2 separate regions of the Mus musculus genome follow, and region 2 is linked to region 1. Evidence: chromatin loops called from intact Hi-C (ENCODE). Cell type or tissue: left cerebral cortex. All regions are shown on one strand. Each heading gives the region's core, and the rest is flanking DNA. Links, peaks and the distances in the headings are about the cores only. Region 1 holds the start of Zfp37 (zinc finger protein 37). Region 2 holds the start of Gm23148 (a small nuclear RNA gene).

Region 1 (5,383 bases), core at 130-5,129:
TATGCTCCAGTTCAAAAATCATAATTATATGCTATTCTCATGGTTCTTGTGGGTTTCCCTGATGCTGTTTGTATTTTGATGTTAATTCAGCTTCCTCAAGAGGGGCTACTCTGACAAGGGGTAGATCACATACTCGGGTGATCTCACTGAACCCTCTCTCCATTCTGACTGGCCAAATAAAGGCTAGAGCTGATGATTGGGCAGGGAGAAAGAAAAGGTAGGATGGGAGGTCTAGGGGGTAAGGGGAGAGAGAGAGAGAGAGAGAGAGAGAGAGAGAGAGAGAGAGAGAGAGAGAGAGAATGAGTGAGAGAGAGAGGTGGAAGGAAGATGAAGCAGGATCACATGGCCCAGGGAAGCTGCAAGTATGGGGTCTCATAACTGGGGAATAAATTAGTATAGTGATAGATCTGCCAAATCTAGGCATATAGCTTATAAATATAATAACTGAATTGTGTGGTTTTTATATGGGCTTATTGGGGTAAGAAATTACCACAACAGTTTTACTAGATTTTCCAGAATCTCATAATATAAGAGTGAGTGACTCTTAATAATGTTTTACATATAGGATTGCTTTACATGTAGAAACTGCTGAACTTATTCCAGATGATTCAGAATTAACTTTGTTGTTTATACAACTACAACAGGTAATTTGAAACTGATTATCCACTATATAACCTATATTTAGTCTCATATGGGTTTGCCAGGAAAGACCATTGATACTAGGAAATAAAGAGGTAGATCAATTATTAATAGGAAATATATTAAAAGCTTCACATTTTCATAAAAGATATTATAAAAATAATAGATGCTTAAAGAAACAAATTTTATAATGTGGTGACAAGCCAAAGAAATTATTAAAAATTATCCTAACTCTTCCTTGTAAAATCAAGCTCTGTTACCTGCTAGAAGTAAAACTAAAGGTATCCAAAGAAATGAAATTTAGTAGGCAGATGTGTTTCAATTTGCAGAGTTTGGAAAATTAACATATGTACAGAATATAATTGATTTTGGATCCTATTCGGGATTTCAATGGGCTTCTGCCTTGAGTTCCGAAAAGGCTGATTTTGTAATCACATATTTATAAAAATAATGGCTATCCTGGGAATATCTTTATAAATTAAAATTGATAACACTCCATCATAGGTATCCATTAAAATGAAACAATTTTTTTTAAACATGTTAACAGGAAATACATTACAGGTGTGCCTTACAATCCTACGGGTAAAGCAACTGTGGAAAGGTCTAATTGCACTTTAAAGGAGATGCTCATAAGACCAAAGGGGATACGAGATCTTCCAGAGAAAGATTACATAATTCTTTACCATTAAATTTTTAAAATTGTTTTTAAGGTTCTCTCATTGTTGTCTCAGCTGTTGAAAAATACTGGATTTTATAAAGGATTGCTGATTTAAATCATCTGATATTAAGGATAGTTAAGGGTGTGTTAACCTCACAATGAAGTCAGGAAATGTGCTGCATTAGGGAAGAAGCTATGCCTTTATTTCCACGGGAGACAAAAAGCTGTGGATTCCTTCCAAGTTAATAAGGATTCTATTTGACCTGGGAGACCTGTATACAGGTACAAGTCTCAAAACATCGATCCCTGACCCTCTGACTCTCAGAGGGGTAAGTCAAGGAACCATGATGTTTCTGCAGTAGCCTATGAACCTTTTGTGACCACTTGGTCCTTGTGACCTACTACTACCTGCCATCCTTTCAGATGGCATGGATGGGGTTTATAGCACTCCATTACAGTTTAGTGATGCGGTTCAACCTGACTTACAGAGATGCCTTTCACCTGGTCAGGCATAGAACAGAGAATTATCATTAACTGATTTGTACACACCACACATTTCATACATGTGCTAATACAAACATGTCCCTACAATGTTACTTTTAATAGTTTGTGTGTTTTCAGACACCAATGTAAAAATATGAATTTTCTATGCCAGCCCTTGCTCTGAATAATGACTTTGTATTTATAAAAGCTTCAGGCATGATAGCTGGACAGATTCTGAACTATTCTAACCTGACAATGCTGGCCTGGCCTATTCCTTCATTTGTGTGCTGACTCATTCTCTCTCTCTCTCTCCCCCCCTCTCTCCTTCCCTCCCTCTCTCCCTCCCCCCCCCCCCCCCCAGCTCTGAAGTCCCACTTTTTGCTCTCTTGCCTGGCTATAGGCTCATCAGCTCTTTATTTAACCAATCAGGAGGTAATGGAAAACTGTTTTACAAAATACTGAGTCCTAAGTCCAGACTGCAACTAGATCTCTGGGCACAGAAATCAGCACTTGAACAAACCAATGAAGTCAAAGCAGCTGGCTGCAGGTGGTCTAGCCTCTCAGACTGCCTCAGTAAGGCATGCTCTTTCCTGGACAGCAAACGAAACAACCAACTCTCCCAGGACTTGGCCAACATCCCAATTTTCATCCAAAGATGCCATTGCCATCAGACAGCAAGAAACACAATGCCCTCATTCCCAAGAGGTGGGGTAGGTAGTTATTGGTATTTCGGTGGATTTAGGGTGCTGCCTACAGGTTGCTATTGGTAGTGGTCAGGGAAGAAACAAAGCAAAGTTTAGATTTGAGGATCTCTCTTCCCCTCACCCCTCGCTCCTCATTTATCATTTCTCTCCTGGAGGGGAGGGGGGAAGGCAGGGTGGGGGGGTTGCGGGGGGAGGAAGGTGAGAAAGGTTAAAGAAAGTGTTGGAGGTTGGTCTGGTGCTATGTATACAAACTCTAAGTTCCTTGCTTTTTTGCTTCTGCAGTTCTGTTTCTGGCTAACTGTTCTTGTTAGCTGAAATATGTCAACCCAGAACATGTTTTTTTGTACTTAAAAGCACATCCCGAGGAAGGCTCAGTGTTACACTGGGATCCCAAACACCCAGGGAAGTCACTGGCTAGCTTTTCTGTTGGCTTGAACCCATGTCTGAGCAGTCTTCTCTGGTGGATACCCCATTACCAGAGGCTCAAGAACTGGAGGTGAAACTAAGGGAGACAAGCAGACGGGGTGGGGGTGGGGGCGGGGGCGGGGGCGGCATGCAAAACAGGTTTGTTTGTTTTTAATTTGGGCTTTGGGCTTTAGCTCAGTACAGAGTAGTTAGTTGCCTAGTAAGCACAAGGCCCTAGGTTCTGTTTTCAGAAGGGGACTTCAGGAAAAACAGCAACAGCTTAAAATGTTAGTGCCTGTGAGAAGGCTCGGAGTGTAAATAGCAACCATTGTGGTAGGTAAGTCTGGAGAACGGAGTGAAGTCCCTGGATCCCCATAAAGAGAGAACTAACTCTTATATTTATACTCTGGCCCCCACAAATCAGTTCTGTTCTTTCTCCCGCTGTACATTGAATAAAGCTATAAAAACCCTTATTTTATTTTGCCCTTTTGAGACAAGTGCTTTGGATAGCTCACGCTAACCTCAAGTTCACTCTATATAACAAGGCTAGTCTTGAAAACACTGCCCCTGCTTCCTGCGTAATGGGATTGCAGGCAGTCTCCTCACTGGATCCATTTTCCAATAGGGGTGTTGAGTCAATCAATGAGAAACCACGCATTTGCAGTAATCTCACCATCTCTGCCCTACTGCGAATCCAAACTGAGGAGGGGGATGAAGGTTGTGTAGTCCTGTTCTTCATCCTGCACATGGATTGTACATATTTACATATCAAAAATTCTACATAAAAACTGTTGAGTAAACGCAATGAGCTTGTTAAGTAGTGCACTGAGAAGTCATTTTAACAGCTGTGCAGTTCTGAGGAAATGTCTTCACCAGTGCTGGGCTCTCACCAGGAGTGCCGTGTTCGCTGTCGGCCTCTTCCCTCCCCTCTCCATTATAACAGTAATCCAAAGAATTTTTGCTATGTCTTAGCGATAAATGTCTTCTCTCTGTAAGTCAACGTTACTAGTCTAGACCAGCTTTTCTGGTTTCTTTCTCTTTCTGGATTCCTCATCCTGCTTCCCGGGTTTCCCCGGCAACCGCAACTGGAAAACCCTTTGGAAAAGTAATTCCGAATTCTGTAACAGAACCCCCGAGGCGAGGCCTCCCCGCGCCTCCCGAATTTAGGTCTGGGGTGCGTGTCCCGCGCAGCAGCTCCTCTGAGCACTTCCTGCCTGGGACACGTCGCAGCTCCGGGAACCAGGACTCACGAATCGCCAGCCCTGCCGGCACAGTGATCCCAGAGGCGCCCGCGCCTCCGTTGTACGGCGGGGTCCATGCCAAGATGGCCGCGCCCACAAGCAATCTCCGCAGGTCTCCGCCATCGAAGCCCCCGGACCCTCTGAAGCGGTGCCCGGGGTGGCCGCCATATCGGCCTCTGACTCCATCGAGGACCTGACAAAGCCAGAGGCGCTGGATCGGAGGAGTGCGGACAAAGCCAGGCGTCCGGAGGAGATGGCTACATCCGAGCCTGCGGAAAGCGATGCGGTGAGGGCGGTAAGGGCTTGGGGTTGGTTTGGTTGTCGGTGATTGGAGGGTGACTGGAGTCCTAGTGGACGAGATTTGAGAATCTGTGGCGTTGTTGTTGAATAGTCTTTTGGGAAGGCCGGTGTTCTAAGGGACCAAGGTATTGGGGTATTATGGGCATATGGAGTATTAAGTGCCCGTGATATTGGGGGCATATGGAGTTGGGGATTGCTGTAACTTTCGGAAATCAGTATTTTGACGGATCTGTCTAGGTAAGTGATGCTTGGGAGCGGGGAGGCATCTGTAATAGTCACAGTGACTGAGTCTGGGTCTGGAAAGCTAGCAAGATCTGAAATGAGGGCTTTGTGATGTATTACAGACGGGAAGCCCTACAAGGATTAGAATTTGAACTGCTTGGGAGCTGGTGTTTTAGGTAACTGGGGATTACAGGCTGCACTGTGGGAGGGGCAGTATTGAGATTTGGAGAACTGGTTCATTTGGAATATGTGGGGATTAGAATTTGAGCCCTTGGGGTCAGTAATGGTGGCATTTCTGGAAGTCTAATAAGCAATGTCTTTAAGAGTCCTCGTTTTGTGTGCTATGACTGGCAGTGAGGGGGGAACCTGGAGGCTAATGAGCAGATGACAGTTGGTGGAATACAAGAAGTCTTATATTGAAGTGCCTATTTGGATGGCAGATTGTCATCTAGGGAGAAAGGGTATCAGTAGTCCTAACTGTCCCTTTAGTGATGGGGTTCTTGGTAGGAATTAATAATAATTATTATGATTCTGTGACTAGGACTCTGAGGCCAAGGCTTTGTGAGTTTTCAGGGTTTTATGATAGAAGGTTCTGTAAGGTCACTGGAGTTGAGTGGAGGTTAGTGACTGTTCTGTGAAGAATGGTAATTGGGAACTTCTATGTAGAGGAGGTTTAGGAAGGTTAGTGACTGAGGGATATTTGAGTGTCAATGGTTAGAAAATTGTAAAAC
Region 2 (5,383 bases), core at 250-5,249, 54 kb before region 1:
TCCCATACCCATTTCTTGAGAATAGACATTGTTTAGATCTGGAAATCCCCTACTCTTCCCCTTCTCCTTTCCCCCCTGAGGGCCTATAAAAACTGGGACCTCTTTTCCCTCGAGGTCGACTCCTCTACCCCTGCGTGGGATATGAGTCATCCCCAGAGCTCTGGCTTTCCCCGAATAAAGCCTCATGTGATTTGCAACAAGCTCAGTCTATCATGAGTTCTTGGGTGTCCGCTATTGTCCTGAGGCCTGAGCTTTTGGAGTCTTTCAACATCACTCCTGGGGCTCGCACCCCCTTGCCAGGATTTGGATCCTGCCTCTCTGCCTACTGGTTCTGTGAAGCAGTGAGCCACCCAAACTGTTTCCTCAAGTATAAAGTGGGTTTGATGAGAGAACATACATTCCCAGCCCCCCCCCCCCCCCGCCAACAAAACAAAACAAAAAACCCTCTGTATAAATGTCAGTTGTAAGTGAACAAGAGGAAACAAAAACCACGGAGTCTCCATTGCTTTGTATATTAAAATCCTAGACCCATACAATAAGCTGTTTTGGTGCAAGAAAGTCTTGGTTATAGCAATGTATAATCATAGAAGTGTATTAGAAGGTTAGAGGTTTTAAATGCTGGCAGGTTAGTGCATTTCATAACCCACTATGTTTATAAATACACATCAACATCTAGCAATTTAAAAGTATGCTCCAGGTGGGTGGGGACGTTGGGTGAGCCGCCTGGAGACTGTGGTGTGCAGCTGCGGCTAAAAGCACTACCTCCGTCTTCTCATGAAGAGCCAACCTTTTTCCAGGCCCGTGCTCATTTCCGCTGCATTCAACCCAGAGAGTGAGCTCTGCTCTGAGGGGTTTGGCAAAGCTTTTCTATTACACAAGGACTCTGAGTTGCACAATCCCATGGCCCCTCCCACATGTAGGGAAGGAGGGCTGTAAGGCTATAAAGCTATATATAGGTCTTGATGTGATGGCAGTGGGGCTTGCTAGGAATTCCTGGGCCCCACGAAGAACTAACAGACACAAAATCTGGACCTTCTCACCTTAATCCTGATGTGGAAATGACTCTAGATGTGTGTATTCCAGAGTGTGTGGAACCCCATTTATTCCAGCTGAGCTGTGCTGGTTGATAGAAATACTGCAGGCTACACATGTGAGCCTCCTGACTATTTTCTAGGAGTCACATTTAAGAAATAAGAGGCGGGTGCCTGCGATGCAAGTGTAGGGACCTCAGCTCAGCTCCCCAGCACCCACGGCAAAAACAAAAAAGCTGGATGTGTTATCATGTGCTTGTGATCAGAGAAGGTGGATCCAGGGGACTGAGCAGACAGCTAGGCTGCCCCAGACAGGAGCTTCTAGGTTCAATGAAAAACACCTAATCTCACAATGTAAGATGGAGAAATGACTGAGGAGGGAGACATTCCCGTACCAGCCTCTGACCTCCACATATGCCCATGAAGGTGAGAACACCAACACGCACACATGCATATTACACACACACACACATACAAAGTGAGAGAAGACAGGTGAAATTAGTATACTGTTTAACTAATGTAGCCCCCCCCAAAAAGAGCCATTAGTCTTGCAATTGATATAAAATTATAGAGTAAACAGCTATAGTTATTTTTTGTCTGTCAAGCATAAATATATATTTTTTAATTAGGTATTTTCCTCATTTACATTTCCAATGCTATCCAAAAAGTCCCCAATACACTCCCCCCCCAACTCCCCTACCCACCCACTCCCACTTTTTGGCCCTGGCATTCCCCTGTACTGGGGCATATAAAGTTTGCAAGTCCAATGGGCCTCTCTTTCCAGTGATGGCCGACTAGGCCATCTTTTGATACATATGCAGCTAGAGTCAAGAGCTCTGGGATACTGGTTAGTTCATAATGTTGTTCCACCTATAGGGTTGCAGATCCCTTTAGCTCCTTGGGTACTTTCTCTAGCTCCTCCATTGGGGGCCCTGTGATCCATCCAATAGCTGAATGTGAGCATCCACTTCTGTGTTTGCTAGGCCCCGGCATAGTCTCACAAAAGACAGCTATATCTGGGTCCTTTCAGCAAAATCTTGCTAGTGTATGAAAAATATGGAACGCTTCACGAATTTGCATGTCATCCTTGCTCAGGGGCCATGCTAATCTTCTCTGTATCGTTCCAATTTTAGTATATGTGCTGCCGAAGTGAGCACAGCTATAGTTATTTTTAATACTAGGCCTTTAAAATGCAACACATTTTACCTTCGTGGCACACGCTCCACTTGGACTAACCACATTTAAGGTAACAGAGAGTCACATGCAGCTAATGACTACCTTCTAGGTAATCAAGTACAGTTTTATTTTTAAAAATTGTTTTTTTTTTATTTACTTACATTTCAAATGTTATTCCCCTTCCCAGTTTCTCCTCCACAACCCCCTTATCCCCTTCTGCCACCCGCTGCTTCTATGAGGGTGCTCCTCTACCCCCCCCACTCCCACCTCAGCACCCTAGCCTTCCCCTACACTGGATCATCGAGCCTCCACAGGACCAAGGGGCTCCCCTCCCATTGATGCCCAATAAGGCCATCCTCTGCTACATATGGGGCTGGAGCCATGGGTCCTTCCATGCATATTCTTTGGTTGGTAGTTTAGTCCCTGGGAGCTCTTGGGGATCAGGTTGATATTGTTCAAATTAAAAAAAAAAAAGAAAGAAAGAAAAAGAAAAGGCGATTGGCCACTAGGAGGAGACAGTGCTCCTTCTGAGCTGCACTTGAGAAAAATCCCAGCTGGGAGAGGTCAAAACAGGATTATTTACTAGGCCTGCCCCTGTCTTGCCCCTATCATTCCCCAAGAAGATTTGTTGCAAAGAACTGTAGTGTGATTCTGCACAAACTTCTTGGAACACAAGATATGGTCTCTTAGACCTGCATGGGTGGTCGGGGCAATGAAGCAGTTAGTCTGAGCCAGCCAGCCAGCCAGCCTGGGGTGCCAGCTGGAACTGCTGCCTTTCAACTGTCAGGCTTCCAGGTGACATGGACAGGCCTTTCCCAGGAGGGAAACTGCAAATTCACACGTAGGACTTTAGCTAGCCCAGTTGATACTGTCAGGTTTTATTAGGAGACAGCGTGTGCACCTGTGACCCACTTCTTGGAGGAGTGGGGAGGCTCTGAAAGGAGACATGCAGCCTACTCACCCCACAGGACATTTTAGCTGCCAATTGTTCTTGCCCACGTCTTGCAAGCTAGCTTTTATTCTTTTCGTTGTTCTCTTATGGAGGGGTGGAGAAATTCCTCACAAATATACTGCATATGTAAAAATCCTTGGTCTCCAAATGTGGCATGCTGTTTTACTCTGAGACAGAGCAGTCCTTAGAGATTTCAGCTTTTACACGGCCACAGCCCAATGAGTGGCAAGATTCTAAATACTCATATCTGCCCCATTGGCAGAATAAAAAGTAAACTGAATGGAATAGTTAGAAGGCATAGACCAGGGACTGTATTTACTGTTTGATCTGTTGAGAGTGTTCTCTTTAAAGCTGTGGTTTTCAACCTTCCTAATGTTGTGACCCTTAAATACAGTTCCTCATGTTGTGGTGACCCCCAACTATAGAATTATTTTCGTTGCTACTTCATAACTGTAACTTTGCTATTTTCATGAATTGTAAATATCTGATATGCAGGATATCGAGTATGTGGCTCCAAGGGGGTTATGACCCATAGGTTTTGAGAACCACTGCCTTAAAGCTTCTTAGGTTCAATCCATATCTCTACTGGGTCACTAGAGAGTTGGGGGTGGTACTCTAAGTCCTAAATTTCAGAAGCTTATGGGGGCCACTTCCAGTGTGGGGGACTGAACAGAATACCTGCTACCACATGGGAAAGTCACCATGCCAGTCCCTATAACTTGCCTTTTTTGATGTTTTGAAGTGGCTAGTGGCCCGGCTATCAGCCTGTCTTCCCTCCTATGAGGCAACCTTTCTCCTGAAGGGCAACCCTGCAGATGTCTGCTCAACAGGTGGCCCCAATGCCAAGTCACAGGAGAGGGAGGGAGGAGCATTGTTTTGTAATCTGAGAACCAGGCTTGTCAAGGATCCAGCAGCACCTGTTAGCAGAGGCTAACAAAAGCTAGCTCTAGAGCATCACCAGAAGGTGTCCACCTGTCCCCAACTGCTTCTCTTTTGTGTTTCTCCTATATTCACTGGCCACTGCCAATGGACCCATAGAAGCTGTGATGCTTGAGGTACAACGAGGGTGAAGATGTGGTACTGAGAGCGTGAGCTCTGCCTGATTAGTCAGCTCTGATAGAACTGAACTAAACATCCCTGCTGACAGACACAGGCTTCTAGCAACTGGCTTCTGAGATGTCTTGGAGTTCAAATGCTGCTTTTCTAAACGTTTAGAAGCTCAGATTGATGGACTTCTGGATATCAAATAACCACAGATATTATAAAGGAAATGTTGGGCTGGTGAGATGGCTCAGTGGGTAAGAGCACCCGACTGCTCTTCCGAAGGTCCAGAGTTCAAATCCCAGCAACCACATGGTGGCTCACAACCATCTGTAACAAGATCTGACGCCCTCTTCTGGAGTGTCTGAGGACAGCTACAGTGTACTTACATATAATAAATAAATAAATCTTTAAAAAAAAAAAAGTTTAAAAAAAATAAAATAAAGGAAATGTTATGCATAAATGTACAAGAACATTTCTTTAGAGAATAAATCTGTAGTTCCAGCCAATGGAGGAAACTAATAAACATCTCTGCATCCAATGTCTCTGAGTGAGAGGAGATAGATAATCTTGGTGTTTTAGATAAACTGCTTTAATAAACAGCTACACAGAACAGTGCTCTTCCACCAGTTTCCTTTTGAAAATGAGTGTCACAACAAGGTGGCAAGGAAATATTCAGGATCTATTTTCTTTTTAAAGGACAGGATTTTATTAGGTAGCCCCAGATGGCCTGGACTTTGCTATGTAGACCAGGCTGGCCTCCTCTGCCTCTGCCTCTCAAGGGCTAGGGTTGAAGGCATATGTTACCATGCCTGACTCCAAATACATACATACATACATATATATATTCCAAATACATAAATATGTATATATGTATGTATGTATTTTAGAGATTTACTTATTTTTATGTGCATGAGTGTTTCACTTATGTGTACATGAGTGTATCATATGTATGCCTGGTGCCCATGGAAGCTAGACAAGTGTGCTGGATCCCCTGGAACTGAAGTCATGTGTCAGTGCTAAGAAGTGAACCTGGGTCATTTACATAATCAGTTAAGCACTCTTAACTCCAGAGCTGCTCTTCAGGTGCTCTGCCTCCACAATTCTTTAATAAGGAAACACTCTTTGTATGTGTACCGCCTTACTGACCCTCTCAAAGGTGATGTTCTGAAGGGCTAAATGG

The links. Peaks named below come from ENCODE experiments on the same cell type or tissue, not always from the same donor. Only the 100,000 strongest peaks of a DNase experiment are listed, where the experiment ranks them.
Region 2: a loop joins it to region 1, with 9 times the contacts of the local background. A loop is called at or near these places in 2 of 42 quality-filtered maps.

Annotation. Positions count from the first base shown.
Region 1 is chr4:62,207,362-62,212,744 of GRCm38, reverse strand. It overlaps Zfp37 (zinc finger protein 37), which reads left to right and starts at 4,199. Exons shown (of 4, transcript NM_001290351.1): 1 at 4,199-4,416. The coding sequence starts at 4,384. Gm30451 (a long non-coding RNA gene) reads right to left here and starts at 3,821. Exons shown (of 2, transcript XR_390634.1): 1 at 3,780-3,821; 2 at 3,343-3,629. In left cerebral cortex, for the core only: CTCF peaks have their summits at 2,543, 3,453, 4,465 and 5,053; DNase peaks (open chromatin) are centred at 3,568, 3,808, 4,195, 4,681 and 1 more place; H3K4me3 peaks cover 2,021 bases; H3K27ac peaks cover 1,970 bases.
Region 2 is chr4:62,261,119-62,266,501 of GRCm38, reverse strand. It overlaps Gm23148 (a small nuclear RNA gene), which reads right to left and starts at 2,188; the gene lies at 2,082-2,188. In left cerebral cortex, for the core only: a CTCF peak has its summit at 2,717 (motif pointing right); DNase peaks (open chromatin) are centred at 2,126, 2,776, 2,880, 3,146 and 1 more place.